Linked DNA regions of Mus musculus: region 1 is linked to region 2. Evidence: chromatin loops called from intact Hi-C (ENCODE). Cell type or tissue: gastrocnemius. All regions are shown on one strand. Each heading gives the region's core, and the rest is flanking DNA. Links, peaks and the distances in the headings are about the cores only. Region 1 overlaps Tapt1 (transmembrane anterior posterior transformation 1). Region 2 overlaps Prom1 (prominin 1).

Region 1 (8,337 bases), core at 141-8,140, 120 kb after region 2:
TGTTGGAGAACGGTTAATGTGTGCTGGGGGAAGTTCTCACACAGACTTTTATACAGGGTTGTCCGAATGTCTAGCCCACTCTGGAAGCAGGTAGACCCTGTGAAAGCTTGGCTCTAACCTCAGCGGCTTGAGAGAAGGACTTTCTGCAAAATGGCAGGGGCAGGGGAGGAGGCTTTGCAGGGACACCGTGCAGAAGAAATGAGGGACTGGATTACAGGAGCCTTGCGTGGTGGCTGTAGTAGAAGTCTAGTAAGTACTGGCTTAAACATCATGACTAACCCTGCAAGACAAAGCTAGGAGACAAGTGATGAGAGGTACTGGGAAGATGTTTACCTCAGAGAAGAGTTGGATGTTTTGTGAGAGGTGCTTCAACAGTGGAACTTCCACCAGCTCAAAGCTTAAGTAGTCTCTAAGCTTATGTTTGTGGGCAAAATGAATCACACAGCAAGGGAAAGGAGGCCATATTTTTGTACTTTTCAATTCAAGGTGGTAGTATGGCCTTGACTCTCAGATATCTCTCGAAGGCCTGGTCCCCAGTTGGTGCTGTTGTTGGGAATGTGGATCTTTGTGGGAGGTGTGTTGTACTTGGAGATGCACGGTATTTTGGAGGCAGGCCCTTGAAAGTGACTGTGAAACTCATATGCCTTTTCCTCTTAGTTTTAGCTCTCTGATTGTTAGGTAAGCAGCCTTGCTTTGCCTCATGTTCCTGCCATCAGGAGCTGCTTCACTACAGGCCCAAAGCAATAGGGAAAATTGACCATGGATTGGGATATGTAAACTTGAAGCTAAGAAAACCTTTGCATTCTGGACTGAGGTATCCTCTGTAAAAGTAGCCAGCTGAGCACTCTGGGTGGAACCTGAACTGCTTTGGTTTTATTTCATCTTACCAAAGCTTTAGCAACCCAGCCTTCTGCTCAGCTCATTCTGGTGTTCAGCATGGGGTTCACAGACCATAGTCTTTCTTTGGTCTCATAGAAATGTTTGTCCTCCACTATGGCCCGTGAGCAAGGCCAGCTTGACCCTGGAGTCACTCCTGGAGCACGGCAGATTTGAAGAGGGTTCATCATGTGCTCGACAATGAGAAACAAAATCAGATAAAAGTTTGGCTTTCCACATGGTGTCAGCGCTGAAGTAAATGGACCAAGTCTGGGGTCAGGATCCTCTTTTTGGAGTTCTCAAGGGATATTGGAAGGCACAGGACTTCAGAGCAGTCTGGAGTCGACACTGCCATAGTATGGCTCCAGGTCTGCATGAGCCCATTGCATTCCATGCAGACAACCCACTAGCCTCCTTGATCCCTTGGCACTGCACTGGGTACCCACACCAACAGTATCTTAGCTTCTCTGGTCCTTAGGCTGGTGTGGATGTCCCCAGCAGTTTCCATACAGGGCCTCCTTTTCCCAACCCTTCTCTTGTAGAACATAGCTGATGGCACAGGGCAAGACTGTAGAAAGGGGTTCAAGGTCCTGCTCTGTCTCCTGTGTGGTGGGCACACATTACTCTTCCTTTCCAGATTGCGTTCCTAGCTGTAGGATGGGGACGACAGCATGCACTCCGTAAGGGGATGAAGATGTAGCAGCTGAGAACCACACTGTGCCTTCACACAAACCTCCAACAGCTATCAGGTATCAGTCCTTTGGGAGGTCAGCAGCCTGCCTTTCTTAACACATTGACCTAATCATAGTACTTGAAAGTGTCCAAAGTAGCTTCTTCACTTATCCTCTGTATACGTGAACTTAACATCCCACAGGAGCTCGCCTCTGTCCAGCCTCTGAGCGGAATCAGGGGCAGAATCCTCAGCCAGGCACTAAGAGCTCTCAAGCCCTGTCTCCATATAGAGTCCCTGCCACCTCCAACCAGAACTGCCTTCCTCTCTGTGGTTTCAGTAGTGGCTGGCTCTCAACACACATACACATACACACACACACACACACACACACACACACACACACACACACAGCGTGTGTTTATGTGTGTATAGGGGCCAAGGCTGTGCTGTAGACATACTGTGTGCTCTTCCCTCTTCAGTGACAACTACCTTGCCCTTCCTCCCCTTACCCTCAGCCCTAATCTAACAAGGCATCTTAAATTTAAGTGCACGTCCCTCACAGTGGCTCTTTTTAAATTCTTGCAAGCAGTACTGTTGGTCTCTATCAGGAGCTGAGGGACAAGGGATGCAGCACCATCTAAGGTGGTCTCCTGTGATCAGTGTCTGCAGACAGGGACAAGAGTGTCTCGTTGTCAGGTGTGCATTTAGCTGCCACTTCCCTTACCCACTAGACAAGATCCACTCACAACCACACAGCAGCACTTGTTCATTTTCGTGCCTCAAAGTAACTGGGACAGTAATGCCTACGAGCTTTCCTGTCTGCATTGCACTGGCCTTGTTAACTCGCTAGAACAGCATCTCTGACTTTCCCAGTATGTACGTTCCTGTGATGACAGGACCCTCATGAACTCCTTGGTTTCCTCATTGCTAGATGAGGTTGTATGTTCAAAGCAAAACTCTACCAACTGATGCTCACTCTTCTCTTCCGGTAACGACATCTCAAGAGCAGCCTCACCGGCCGGCAGAAGACCCCATCCCTCACTACCTTGCTCATGTTTAATCAGTCATGTCTTGTTTGTTCACCAGCCCCTAGGAACTCACCGTTCCCCATCCTTGAAACAAACATTTGAGAATCACTGAAACCTTCTCACCATGCCGATTTCTCCTGAGTAACTCACACCTCCCTCATCACTGACACTCCTTCCCTCACTAGGTGTTTTACAAGAAAACACTCTAAATCAGTGGGTCTCAACCTGTGGGGCCCAACCCCTTTGGAGGGGGGGGGGTCAAGTGACCTTTTCACGGGGGTCACCTAAGACCACTGGAAAACATAGCTATTTATATTACAATTCAGAACACTAGCAAAAATTATAGTTCTGAAGTAGCAACAAAAATAATTTTATGGTTGTAGTTACCACAACATGAAGAACTGAATTAAACTGTATAAAGGGTTGTAACATTTTGAAGGCTGAGAACCACTGCTCTAAAACACCCTGGATGTCTGAGGCATTTAATGAATACCACATACCACACTGAACTGTACCACAGGACTATTTTCGACAACCACTGGCATGGCATCCTTGGCTTCTGAGATATTTTTTTACCGCTTTCTTGGCTCATTAACATTCTACTTCTTGCTGTGCCCTGCGCACCCCCTCCCCCCCCCCCCCCCCCCCGTGTGTGTGTGTGTGTGTGTGTATGTGTGTTTGTAGGTCAGCGATCAACTTGTGTGAGTTGTTTCACTTCTTCCACAGTGTGGAGTCTGGGGATTGAATTCATATTGTCAGGCTTCGCAGCAAGTGCGTTTACCCGCTGAGCCATCTTGCTGGCTCCTTATATGTAAACTCTTACACATTCTTTCCTGACATAAAGGGCAAGAAATACCTGCTCACTAAGTCTGTGAACAAATCAGACTTTAATGTTCATCTCCAGGGCATGAGGGGTGTCAGCTCTGAAATACAGGGAGTAACGGCCCTTCCTGTTTCCTCTACTGACTCACGGTAAACAGGGACTCTACTGTCCACAGGGAGTGTTGCCGCAGCCGGAGTATCAGAGGGGTCTGACGCTCATCTCCTTTTCCTAATGTTGCCACAGACCTGCCTATCAGAGGCTGAGAACACAGGTGTTTCCGAATTTCTTTCTCTTTCATTAGAGTCTTGAGTATTCTAAGCCAATCAGCCATATTCCTTTTCACAGGCATCCTGGGCCTCAGGACCTTGACTCTGCTACTCTGGGGTGCTGTGCAATATACATGGCTAGGGATAGCTACCAGCTTCTCGGGGTTCCAAGGGTGCGAAGTGGACAGACTCGAAGGTGACTTACAGTATGATGGGCATAGACTTGAAAATGGCATATTAACCTCTAGACTCACAGTGAGAGGCCATGAAGCTTGGCTGCAGTCCTGTACACAGCATGCAGGAAGGCCAGAGTCTGGCAGGCAACTAGCAGTATTTGGTGAAAATTCTTTTCCTCTCTCTTCACCCCTTTTTAGAAAGCTCTGGGAAACTGCTACCAGATGACCTTAAGCACACAGCACAGGGAAAGATCAGCCTGACACCACGACGTGAACTGTGCTATCCTTGGTCTGCCATACATACTCGACCAATGTCCAGTTGTGTCCAGCAGGCAGAGACCTTGCTGTCTCCTGCTATCCCTTGCTCTGGGCAGTTCCTGACAGAGGAAACAACTAAGAAATCACTGTGGGAAAAACACTTAGAGCTGAGGCATATGAAAATAAAGTACTTTAAGGCAATCTTGTGAACTCATCTCTGCTGAGCTAGCAGAGGTGGCAGGGCAGGTGGCACAGAGTGGGTGAGGCAGATGCTGAGAAGCTGATTCAAGCATACTTTTTTCAAATGCTGGCACAAGACCACAGGGAGCCAAGATACATTCATCAATAGCATTTGGTACTTTGACCTGTAGGAAAAGCTAAAATGGGTCTGATGTACCGTGCACCATACTAAGACTATTTAAAAACCAAAGTATTGTCTTGACTGTGACTCCCATATTATGACAAGAAGACACTGTGACATCAAGATGCACCATAGAATGCAAATGTTGTCATGTGATAAGAGATACTAAATGGTCTATGACCAACATGCAGGCTATTCTTTCAAAGACAAAAGAGCAATTTTTTTTTTATCATTTAGGGCAAGAGTAACTAAACATACTTAACACAACCCTATTATTTGTAAACTAGAAATAAGTTCTGCTTAAATAAGAAATCTCTCAATGAGATATCCATTCCAACAAATATAATAGTAATCGTTGCCACAAGAAATTCAGTGACCTTTTTAAAAAAGATTATAAAATTGAATTTATTGAGTTTCACACAAGATGCACTTATAAAATTAGTACTGAATGCCATTATGACAGAAGTGAGTATCATCCACACTCCCAAGAGCATCTGCAAAGGAAATGCAATCTTCAGAGAACAGCGCGGAAACAGAAAACTCAAGCGGAACAGAAAGATACACCTAGGTCGTGCTCTTGTTCTGACCAGGGCTGCGTTTGGCAAAGCTTTTTCCACACGGCTCCTGGTTTCCATGGACACTCTCTTTCGGTAAAAAGAATAGTTTAAAAGTGGGGCCCCACTAAAACATACACAAAAGAATAAAAATGTTCATTTTAAACTTAAAATTGCTTCCTGGCTTTACAAGGCATAAATATATAGTATCTCCAACAGCTATCTTTAGATTCTGTTAGTGCAAAACATTAGAAACCCTCCTGAATCTCAAATGCATAAGCCAAAGCATCCAAACTAGTTTTATACTTATCCAGGATACAGCAAACCATTTAAAATTTGCCATCTGTGCCCAAATATTTGCATGAGAGCTGAGTTTCAGAAGACAGCATAGGAAATGAAGTTAAGAGTACCATCTTTTAGACAGTTCAGATCAGAAATGGTCAACTTTCTGTCTAAGAGAAGTGCAGAACAGACTCTTAAGATAAAGTAGGGTGTCGAGAATTTGTCCTGGGATGCTAATAGGTAGTAATGAAGCAGGAATAACATCTTTATCTCAGATGAAAACCCCAGAGCACCTTTTGGTTGCTAGTTACAGTGTCCCAAACACTCTACTTACGGTCGGTCGGTCATGTGAGGGTTTCCTCCCCACACAGAACAGACCCACAGGCAGACAAATGCATTTTACAAGCCCAGCAAGGTGACACTGCTCAATCTGCTGGGAATACTTTAAAACTGTTACTCAAACCAAAACAAAACCCAACAAACGAGCCTGGCACTAGCAACAGCTATGCAATGGCTATTCGCCAATTCAACACCAAATCCTTTAACTTGGAATAACCAATGAAGCAATTAGCCTTAAAGCAAAGCCAGGTCACACTGCACTTGTGCCTTTTACTCTGTTGACATTGCTCTGTGCCTTTTATTGTCACTGGGCCCGTGTCACACAGCTCACACTCTGCCCTGAGTAACCGAGGCAGCAGGAAGCATTTCTCAGTGACACATGACCTTTATAAAGTAAATGACTGGGCCAAGAGCTCACTGTTTCTCATAGGACGCTGCTATTCACCACGTTGTAGTTAAGTGGCCTTCTGTTCTGACTAGCTCAGATGTATTGCCAAGGATGACTCTGGTGGTAAGAACGTCATCTGGACTTAGATGTAGCAACTTGTCAATGCTTTGGCAGATGGAGTCAAGTCTGGAAAGAGTGTGTGGAGACAGTCTGAGGCTGGAAAGGGAACTCATGGTAGAAGCGTCACAGTTTCCCAGGTGTGTCCTTATCCTGAAGAGGCCTTGAGGAGAACCCGACGATCTGGAAGCCCAGGCTGACGAAGGAAAGGAGCTTCTGCAGTGCTTGGCCAGGTGCTGGAAGCAGCACTGCTGTTGGCCACGCAGGAGGAAGTGTTCAAGTGTCAGCATCCAGAGTCAGGGCCAGAGGCCACCGCTGCTCCGTGATCTGCCCTTCTGCAAGGCCACATTACTGGAAGAAAGATACTAAGATTTGCTTGCCATTAATAATTTAAGTTTTTAAATAAATATTTAAGTGCCATTTTTAGCAAGTGTCCTGGCACCCAGAATTTGTGGCCCGGGGCCTGACATCTTCATCTCATTAGTCACAAACTCAGTCAATCCGGTTCCCGCAAATTGTGAACCTGTCTATTTCTAACAAGTCTTTCTTTGAGGATCTGTGCTTTAACTCAGAATTTTCCTGTGTTATGTCCTTCTCATCACCATCTGGGGTTGTCAGGAACTGATCAGAATTGCTAGTCACGAGTAAAGGTATGACGTTTTCTTTCTGATGACCAGGCTGGCTGGTGACGGAGGCAGACAGGTTTTCTTCTGTGGAAAGGCCTGTGGAAAAGGAGATAATTTCTCTTCAGTCACAGCAAAAACTCATCAAACTACTTATGTCTTCAGAGTACTGGAAAGTATCTGTCATCTTTCCTCTTAGATACACCATATGAAAATTAAAAGCATACTGTATAAGCTGTCATTTACAATAAATTTAGAAGCTAGTCACACACTGTTTATCCAAAAATATTACCCATCCCATAGGTAACACTACCACCTGATTCTGGAAAGAGCCTGCCTCTGATTTTGCAGTCCCCTCCCACGTGACCACAATCTCTCAGGACTACTGCCTGAGTAGAAAATAGCACTGGCTCTTTACCCTGACCTCTGGGAAGAGCTAGGCAGACTTACCGTGTTGACTTCTTGTCTATACATTTTGGCTAGACTCAGACTAGTAGCATCATCAGCAGGAAGTCCAACTAGAAGGCACCCTGACCCGTTCACCCCTGCCCAGGAATCTAGGAGGCTGGCAGTGGAGGCACCAGAGCATATTAGGACCCACTGACCTCTGAATTATAAATCCACTCTCTTCCCCTTCCCTTCCCAGTGCTGGGGACTAAATCTAGTACTTTCTGCTTGCTAGGTTAAGTGTTCAACCATGGAGCCAACATTGTCAACCTCATTCAGTATCCTCTCCCCACAATTTGATCCTTAAGGAAACTTTAAACCACAGTGAGTTGTAGATAAATTGCCATGTCCACTCTTGCTGAGACCTAGTGGTCTTCTGTGACTCTGAGAAAGTGAAGAGCTAACACTGTCTTCAGTGTGACTGGCACCCCTCAGGGCCTGACTTCAACACCCTCCGGAATCATCTCTAGCTTGTAGTCTCTAGACCTCTAGGGCATCCTTCAGGCACTCATTTTAAATATACTTCACATGACATGACATGACATGACATGATCCATGATCTGGTGGCTATCCTCTAGTAGACTAGGCCAACTTGAAAGTAAGATAGACATTTACTAATTTCTTAATGTAAGAGAACATGTGCTGACACACTTGCAATCTTTGCATCACTAACAGCATCTTCATGTTATACAGCGAAGTACCATCTGAGCTTCTACTTTAGCTTCTGAGAAAACACACAGGAGCACCAGCTTGGCTTAGACCTTGGACCAGGTTCCTTTGCCCTGTTCAGAACAAGATTTTCACTCTCCAGCACAGCTGGGTGCTGTCCAGATGCACTGGCCTCCTCTCCCTTTCAATTCTAAGCCAAGAGCCTTGCAAGAGTGACCGGGCCCTGGGGTACGGGGAGGTAGAGTTCTAGGCCTCAGACGAAGTCAGTCCTATCCTACCACAGTACCACCTGGCTGCTATCCTTCCAAACACCTAAAGCCTCTGCCCAGTCCATCTTCTCTCTCCTGACTTCACTTACTGCAGCCGGACACATGCTCCACTTACTATTCTTCCCCTCTCCCCAACAGATCACATCAGGTTTACCAGAGCAGGGACAAGGCCCTTTTCTCCCCCCATT
Region 2 (8,337 bases), core at 81-8,080:
GGCAGAACATTTTCTCTGTAGTTCTCCAAAGTAACGCCGCAAAGGAACTTCCCAGCAAACACCTGTAAACTGAGTTCTTACATAAACCTCCCAATGAGCAAATACTAGCAACTGATAAAGACTTTACTGTGTTGACCAATGCTAGTTTCTAGTTATGAGCTCTAACTTAAACCTTTCATTTAAACTAAATAGAGAATGAATGCCTCTATTTGCCATCGAGCTAGACACTCGCTGTTATTCATTGTACTTTAAAGCAAATATTAGAGCCACATAAATTATTTTTTCTTCATTGTAACAGATACCAGTCAATGCCTAGGGCATGAAGACACTGAGAAAAGAATGACCCAAGGCAAACAAGCCATAAAACATCAATGCATGCCCCGTCAGTGGAACCAGATGTAACTCTCCTTAAACTACCAAATAGGTGCTTTGGTGAGGTAGAGTAAAATGTCTTCAGATTCTGCGCAGAAGACAGGAACTTTTATTCCTAGGATAAATGGCATTATGAATTGTTTGTATACTGTGGAAAATAATCTCACACACTTACAAATATAGACTTAAGAGCTTTTAAAGAGGGAGGGGGAGGGCAGATGTGGGATGGGGTGGTGGTGGAAGTGGGATATCATTTGAGATGTAAACAAATGGAATGATTAATAATAATATATAAATAAATTTATAAAAGAAAATATATGTATATACAAACACATATATGCATGTAACAACAAGTAATGAAAAAAAAGGTATGAATTTGAAAGAGAGAAAGAAGGGGTAAATGAGAGGGTTTAGAGGGAAGAAAGGTGAGAAGTAAGATTATGTCAAAAATTAAAAAAAATTTTTTTAAATAAAAAAAAGAGCTTTATAGGCCAAATCTTTAGAAAATGAAGCAATTTTTTCCCCGTCTACAGCCTTCATGAAATTGGCCAGTGAAAAGCCAAACAGATGCTTTTAGCGAGCAGTCACGGAGCTCTTCCTTCTTAAAAGTTACTTATTGAAATTTTAAACAGCCAGATCTCTTGTTCCCATTAACAAAGACTCAAGATACTCTGGCGGGATACATTCTGATCTGTTTTCTTGAGATGCTCTGCCCTCCAAACCAGGGGGTGGTCCGCACATCCTATGCTTAGATAAATGTAGAAGCTTTAGTTCTCCAGGGTAATTGTTACCAAAGCTGACTTCCGATGCTCTCCAGAAACTTCCCAAAACTCAAGGCATGGATGGGTTTAGGCTATTCTTTTCTTTCTAGATTCATCTTTACCTTTATTTGCGTGCATGGTTGTGTGTCTGTGTATGGGTGCATGCAATTGAGTCCAGTGCTCACAGAGTCCGGGAAAGAGTGTTGGGTCCCTGGGGCTAGAGTTACAAGTGGTTGGGAGCTGCCCAGGGAGTGCTTGGACTGCACTTGTGTCCCCTGCAAGAGCAGCAAGCCCTCTAAAACACTAAGCTGTCTTCTCAGCCTTCTTTTCTCTTACATAGCCTTTGGGACACTGACAAATGTAGTTGTTGACAAGTGTGAAGACAAGTTCTTTTTTTTTTTTTTTCTTTCTGAGGAAGTTACATCTGCTGACCCAGCCAAAGGAGTGGGAATGCAATCCTCTGCAGACAGACAGAAGGCAGAACCATGTGGCCAGGTCCCAAGGTTCTCTCTCACATTCTAGAGCTGCCTTTAGGGAAAGCTCAAAGGCAGCGTGACCTCCTAACCTCCTGATTTGAGCCTAGTTCTTAAAGTCTAGGGTATGTAGATGAAAAACATACAAGTCAAATCTGTGGGCGAAGGAAACCCGCATCTCCAGCTTCCTGGAAACACTAGGGAACCCCTGTAGAGTCTGAAGGGTCTTTAGGCTATAACTCGCATTCCTTTGCTAACTTGCCCTCCCCCTTCCCATACTGCCCTGCTGAGTCTAGTCATTCCTGAGAAGGCTTCAAAGGGAAGTAGGGAGAGAGACAGACACTTCAGGAATTACCAGGGAAAGAAGAGATTTGAATTGTTTGCGACAGACAGAGCAGAAAGGTCAGAGATGGAGAACATATGTCCACACTTTGAGTTCAAGTGAGAAAGGAACGAATAAGCAGAAGTGCAGGAAGTTAAGGGCACACGAATCCGGGTCCTGTGTGTGCACATACTAACTAATACTTGGTTAATACTAACTAATACTTGGTTAATGTTTATACTTCTATTATTTTCAGGTAAGCCCTGTCTTTGATCCAGCTGTCACTTCTCTGGGACAAGAGGCACTGAATTGCTTTTGTTGGTGATGGGGAGTCTTTGTTGGTCACGTTTATATCAATACAATAGGTAACCCAGGCCTGCACTAGTAACTCAGGGGTCAAGCAGCTGAGCACCGTCCAGCTCCCCAGAGACCTTCACTTTCTTTACCAGGGACAGCCATTGGCTTCGTCAGTCACTGCACATAATTTTTTTTTTTGGTCAAATATTAAAAGGTGTTTTTCCAAGTGTGGTGGCACATGCCTTTGATCCCAGCACTTTGGAGGCAGAGGCAGGTGGATTTCTGTGAGTTTGAGACCAGCCTGTTCTACAGAGTGAGTTGCAGAATAGCCAGGCTATGTAGAGAAACACTGTCTCAAAGGCAAACAAATGAACAAAGTGTGCTCCCTTTATTGCTTTATCAGATCTGCACATTTCTTTTTCTTGTCATCTTTCTTGGAGGTAGCTCTAGATCGGTGGAATCTTTGGTAGGTATATCTATAAGCCATGCGTCCTGGTCAAGCCTTTAATAATGACCCCCCACTTAAGCACTTCCTCTGGGTTTGGACCCAGAACTTCAATTGTAGGACTTAACTTTGCTTTGTGCTTAAAGTCCCAATTAGTATGGTTAGACTTAAACCATCTTGCAGCTGCTGAGCCAGTGTGGTGGTTTCAGAAAGCAGAGTAGAGGGCTCACCGCTGAGCCTTGTCGTGACTGTAGCCATCAGGTTCAGCACTGTGCACATGACACTTCATTTCTTTTAGTGTAGGAAATGCTCACTGAGGTCAGGCAAGATGGCTCAGTGGGTAAAGGGACTTACTGCCAAGCTTAATGATCAGAGTTCAATCCCCAGATCAGGCATGATGAAGTTAGAGAAGAGACCCTTTCAGGAGTTGCCCCCTGACCTCACTATGTATGCACTCTGTATGTATCTATGTATCCTACCCAACCCTTGGGAGCAAGCACATTTGCCACACACACAATAAATTAAAATAATTATAAAAAAATCTAAAAAGGCATAAGCATAGGAGAGCTGTGTCACAATAAGGGGGGCTCTTGGGGGACAGTCTTCAGCTGGGAAATAGATGTAGCTCCTACAAAACAGCACCGTCTTACAGGCATGCATGTTTCTGATCTGCCATCAGCTGGAAACTTTTATCAACAGCGGGAATTACACATGAATATCCTTGGCTTATGAAGGAATTCTCTAGACTTCACAAGCCGGGGCAAATGGCACACTCAAGAAGAGCAGGTATCAAAATGACTAGGAAGTTCTTTATGTTCAACAATCTTTACAAATTCACAGAGGTCATGGATTCAACTAGCGAACAGAGGCTCTCCTTCCTGCTTCTGCTCAAGCTGTGAGCCTCCACAGAGGTGTCAGAGGAAGGAGGTAAACGCTTTCAGCCATTAAGTTTGCCTGGGGATGGAGACCTGGCTCAGTGGGTAAAAGGGCTTGCCACATAAGCGGAAAGACTTGAACTCAAATCCTAGGACCTTTGTGGCAAACATCTGTAACCTCAGCATGCCTACTGGGCATGGGAGGAGAGGACAAGAGAATCCCTGGAAGCTTGAAGCAGCTAACCTAGAGTTCTCTCAGGGAAAAAAAAACCCAAAGAGGCCTTGCCTTAAGAAACGGGGAAGATGAGGAGTTACTGCCAAGGTTGTCCTGTGACCTCATAGAAGCCATGGCATATGCATACCTGAATTCACACATTCCTGTGTTCCTGGGGGGGGGGGGGGGGCGCATGCACGCGCGCACACACACACACACACACACACACACACACATACACACAACTTATCAGGACATCTACAAGAGGAAAAACTGCCAAAAGGACCTCTCAGGGAGTAAGACAGGACAACTTCCAGACTATGCTATTATTTAGTTGACAGTGGCACCCTTGTGAGTCACTTCCACTGTCCCTTTCTGTTTTGTTTCACTTTAGCTGGGTGTGCTGGGGCATGCCTCTTATCCCAGGACTTGGAAATCAAAATAGGCACACTATTAGATGGCACACTATTAGATGTTCAGGTCCAGCCAGGACTTTTGCAGTCCTTACTAAGTTCAAGGTCAACCGATACTCTATAGTGGGATACTGTCTCCAAAAAAAAAGAGGCTGGGTGTAGTGATACATGCCTTTAATTCCAACACTTTGGGAGGCAGATACAGCTGGATCTCTGCGAGTTCAAGACCAGACTGGTGTGTGTGTGTGTATATATATATATGTGTGTGTGTGTGTGTGTGTGTGTGTGTGTGTGTGTGTGTGTATGTATATAGTGAGTTCCAGGATAGCCAAGTCTACATTGTGAACTCTGGACAGAAGAAAAATGAAAGAAGAAGAAAGATGCAGGAGGAGGGAGGAAAAAAGAAGAAAGACAAAAGAAGAAAGGAGAGGAGGAGGAGGAAGAAATAAAACAAACTCATGGATAAAAGCAGACATCCCCCAATCTCCCTGCAACACCCTAATGGCAGCTGCCTGCGGTTGGAGACTTGACTTGCCTCATGAGCAGACAAATCACCAGGAGGGAGAGGCCCAAGCACTTCCTCCTGCATGGCGCATTCTGCTTCTGCCGCTGGTGCATCTCTCCGCCGCATTTGTTGCAGCAACGGCACATACAAAAGAAGCAGCCCACCAGAGGCATGAGGATAATGAACAGCAGTCCCAGGATGGCGCAGATAAGGACTCCGATCTCATAGAGGGCAATCTGCAACGCAAAGGAAAAGCACAGCATATGTCACGTCACACAAAACAGGAAGAAGATTCCACAGGTGGTAGCTATTGTGAGGACCCCAGTATGCACTCAGTTAAGGACTTTTCCATTTAGAAACTCTCTGTTGAAGAAAGTAGAGTCCTGAATTACCAGAATGCTGGCCAAGAGTTTCATATTCCTTTCAATTACCTGGAAGTTACCCTAAGAGCAAGGTCAAGTGGGAAATGGTTTACTTTCAATTCCAAGGGCATTTTGTTTTCCAGATGGCTTAAAAAAAAAAAAAAAAGCTCTGCATAGAGAGTCGTACATACACAGGGTGCTTTACACCAGGGAGACAGAACAGAACAAGTAGAGATTAGGAAAGATTTGAACCATGTTGGATGGGATTGATTAGTGACAAACTCCATGTTTCTAAAAGTATCTCAATGTTGAACAAAGTATAGACATTCTGAGTGACTCAAGCACAAGGCCTTTACCTTTTCCACACAGACACTGGGAATAACAGTATGGCTCTCATCAGGTCATTGTGAGAAGGAGAGATAACGAATGCTTAAAGAGGGAGCACCTAGGCAATCACCAGGCAAGTGAAGCTTTCTCTGCCGTCCAAGAGGCAGACCTGGTGACTACGGGGGCTTGGCATTGGCAGCCGGTGTCCACACTGGTCCTGAGCTCCCAGGATCCAGCCCAACTCCCACATACAATCATTAGATAGACCTTAACTCTTTTCACTCTCCCTGCTAGCTTGGTCCTGGATCAATCAATGCCCTGGAGGATGAAATAACCTTTCATTCCAGTCTGTGCACAGAGTGACTTGCATTTCTCTTGTTTGGATGCTCACTCCCTGATGCTTTCTTTTGTTTTTGAGACAAACTTCCCTGAATCCCAGGCTGGTCTCAGTAGTAAAAAATGATCCCCTTGCCTCCACCTCTTGGATGCTTCAATCACGGGATGTGTGTCTCCATGCCTAGCTTATGTGGTACTGAGGATGGAACTCAGAAATTCGTGAAAGCTAAGCAAGTACTCTACCAACTAGAATGGCAGAAAACTCACAGGATGGCATTTGATGATTCGTGAACAAACAAGATAGCAGTGTAGGAGGTAGGTGCTAAAATGAAGGGTCGGACAAGATATGAGCCTTGCTCCTTTAGGTGTGCACTGAGACCTGACCTCACATCCAATTTCCTGTTTAGCCAACTCACTTTATCTTTTCATAGTTGAATGATGTCTGGTTTTTTTTTTCTCATTACTATGAGTGAGGCAATCAAAAAAAGTACTCAAGGCCTCCACTCCCTGGAGCCTGTCTACAGTGGAATATGGCAGTGACAAAATCAGCTGAAGAAAAGAGTGAATTCTGTCCCTGAAATCTGCAGAGCTAAAAAGCATCTCCTGACACAGGGATGTGATTGTGTGTGTGCCCTCTGGCCACCTGTCATCATTAGCAGCCACCCACCAGTGTGTGATCCCCTACCCTATTATCTCTGTCATCACTCCTGAATGTCCACCAGAATGAACTTGGTGGCAATCCTGCCATCCTCCCAGCTAGCTGGCTCTCCTCAGCTGCCTGCCTTGCAAGGTACCTGTCTCTTGGTTTAAATGGCCTGATGTACAGACAGCAGCCCTACTGGGTGGACAACCCTGCTAGAGGTGATGATGCCTTGGCAGAGAACACTAAAACTGAAATCAGCTACATCCTTCTAGGAGAGCCTAGTTCCCACTAGGAAAATAGCCATTAATATGATGAGCTTCATAGGCATCAGGGATGAGCTGTCATGGCATCAGGGATGAACTGTTCAAAGCAAAAGCAACTGCTTAGAGTCAATGATCAATTGATAGCAATTAGCTATAGACAATTGCTCATGTATGAATCAGGGTGCAGCTGACACTTGGATACTCTTCATTTCAATATTAAAGTTAAAATGCTAAAAAAAAGGCTAAGTTCATCAGTGTGTGTGTGTGTGTGTGTGTGTGTGTGTGTGTGTGTAGCCTCTTTCTCCTATCCATGAACACCTGCTATTTACTGACTCTTTAGCACTTCCTTGAGAAGTAATATCATTGGCCAACTAAGAAACCAACCCATACACTCTAAATTCTCACATACTTACAGATTTGCTCCCATTTCTCAGCAAACAAAATTATTTAATAATTTAAAGGAGTTTTAAATATTTTCAGAACCACAGGAAGCAATAAACTCAAATCCAGAAAAGAAGATGTATTAAAATGTTTATAGTGCATCAGTTTTAGCTTCAACAACAACAAGAGTTTATAAGTTCTATACAACCTTCCCAATTTTATCAATTAGGTATCAGTCAGGGTCATGAATGAGGTTGTATGATTTCCTTCCTCTTTCTCCTACCCTGCCCTAGAGCAGAACTGATCTTAGGGCCTCACACACCACAGAGATGATACAGACAAAACAAACTGAAACACCATCACAGTGGAATCACCGGGGAAGAACAGAAAGTACCAACAGAGACAGCACTAGCCATTGACCTAAGACGAACAATGACACAGAACAGAGAGCAAGCGCACAGTTTACCTTCAGAGCCAAGACTATGATTTCTGGCTGTAGAAATCAAAGCAGTTGAGGAGTTTGTGTGTAGCAGAGGCAGCATGCATCGAAATAAAACAGAAAAGTCACATGAGTCATTCACCATAACCGAAGTCCACATGGTAAAATAACATGGTGGGGATCCACATGAGAACAGGATAGAGATTCTTGAGTGCATATGGAGAACCAGTATTTCAGAGTCAAGTTCCGCAATTCAAGTTTGGGTTTTTGAAAGGTTCAAAGTCAGCATGATCATCAGTTAGGGAAAAAGCAATCACAGGGCAGTTACAGATGTTAACATGCTTGCTATATGATCTTCATGAAGCAGTAACAAGGGCTGCCTCTAGTCCAAGAATCAAAGACAACTCTTCTAAAGTGCGCCCTCTAGGATGAAATCTGGAAATGTCCTTCCCTTGTTTAACAGCTTCCAATGAAGTTCCACCATTTCTAATGCAAGCTTCCCAGCATGGAGCTTCACTAGCCAATCTGGGCTTCACCTCCTCATTTTTCTTGGCCATTCTAAGTTGGTTGTTGTCGTTCTGGCAAATCATTTTCTCTTTTCCCTCCTCACCCTGACTTCCCAGGTTGCCTCCCTATCATCCATCACTCATCCATGCTCATTCATCACTCATTGGAGGAAACTCAAGTCTTAGAAGAGATGCTGCCTCCTCCAGAAAGTCTAGGCATTGTATGTCTTCTTTCATATGACCCAGTGTCCCTGAACTTGCCGTTAGAGGTATCGTTCTCACTTAGAAGACCTGGCTACCATATTGCCATCTCCTGTTATACCAACTCCAAGACAGCAAGCCCCACATGCAATACTTACCCAAACAAAACTAAGTCAACTGATGTGCTAATGGCATAAAAGCC

Evidence for each region. Peaks named below come from ENCODE experiments on the same cell type or tissue, not always from the same donor. Only the 100,000 strongest peaks of a DNase experiment are listed, where the experiment ranks them.
Region 1: a loop joins it to region 2, with 2.1 times the contacts of the local background. A loop is called at or near these places in 10 of 42 quality-filtered maps.

The regions. Positions count from the first base shown.
Region 1 is chr5:44,170,320-44,178,656 of GRCm38, forward strand. Tapt1 (transmembrane anterior posterior transformation 1) reads right to left here. Exons shown (of 14, transcript NM_173764.3): 14 at 4,840-6,863. The coding sequence ends at 6,634. Among named protein-coding and RNA genes, the nearest start is that of Gm42427, 34 kb to the left of the region's middle. In gastrocnemius, for the core only: no CTCF peak of the experiment used is centred there; a DNase peak (open chromatin) is centred at 3,948.
Region 2 is chr5:44,051,171-44,059,507 of GRCm38, forward strand. Prom1 (prominin 1) reads right to left here. Exons shown (of 28, transcript NM_001163577.1): 4 at 7,456-7,482; 5 at 4,708-4,913. Among named protein-coding and RNA genes, the nearest start is that of Prom1, 46 kb to the right of the region's middle. In gastrocnemius, for the core only: no CTCF peak of the experiment used is centred there; no DNase peak of the experiment used is centred there; H3K27ac peaks cover 790 bases.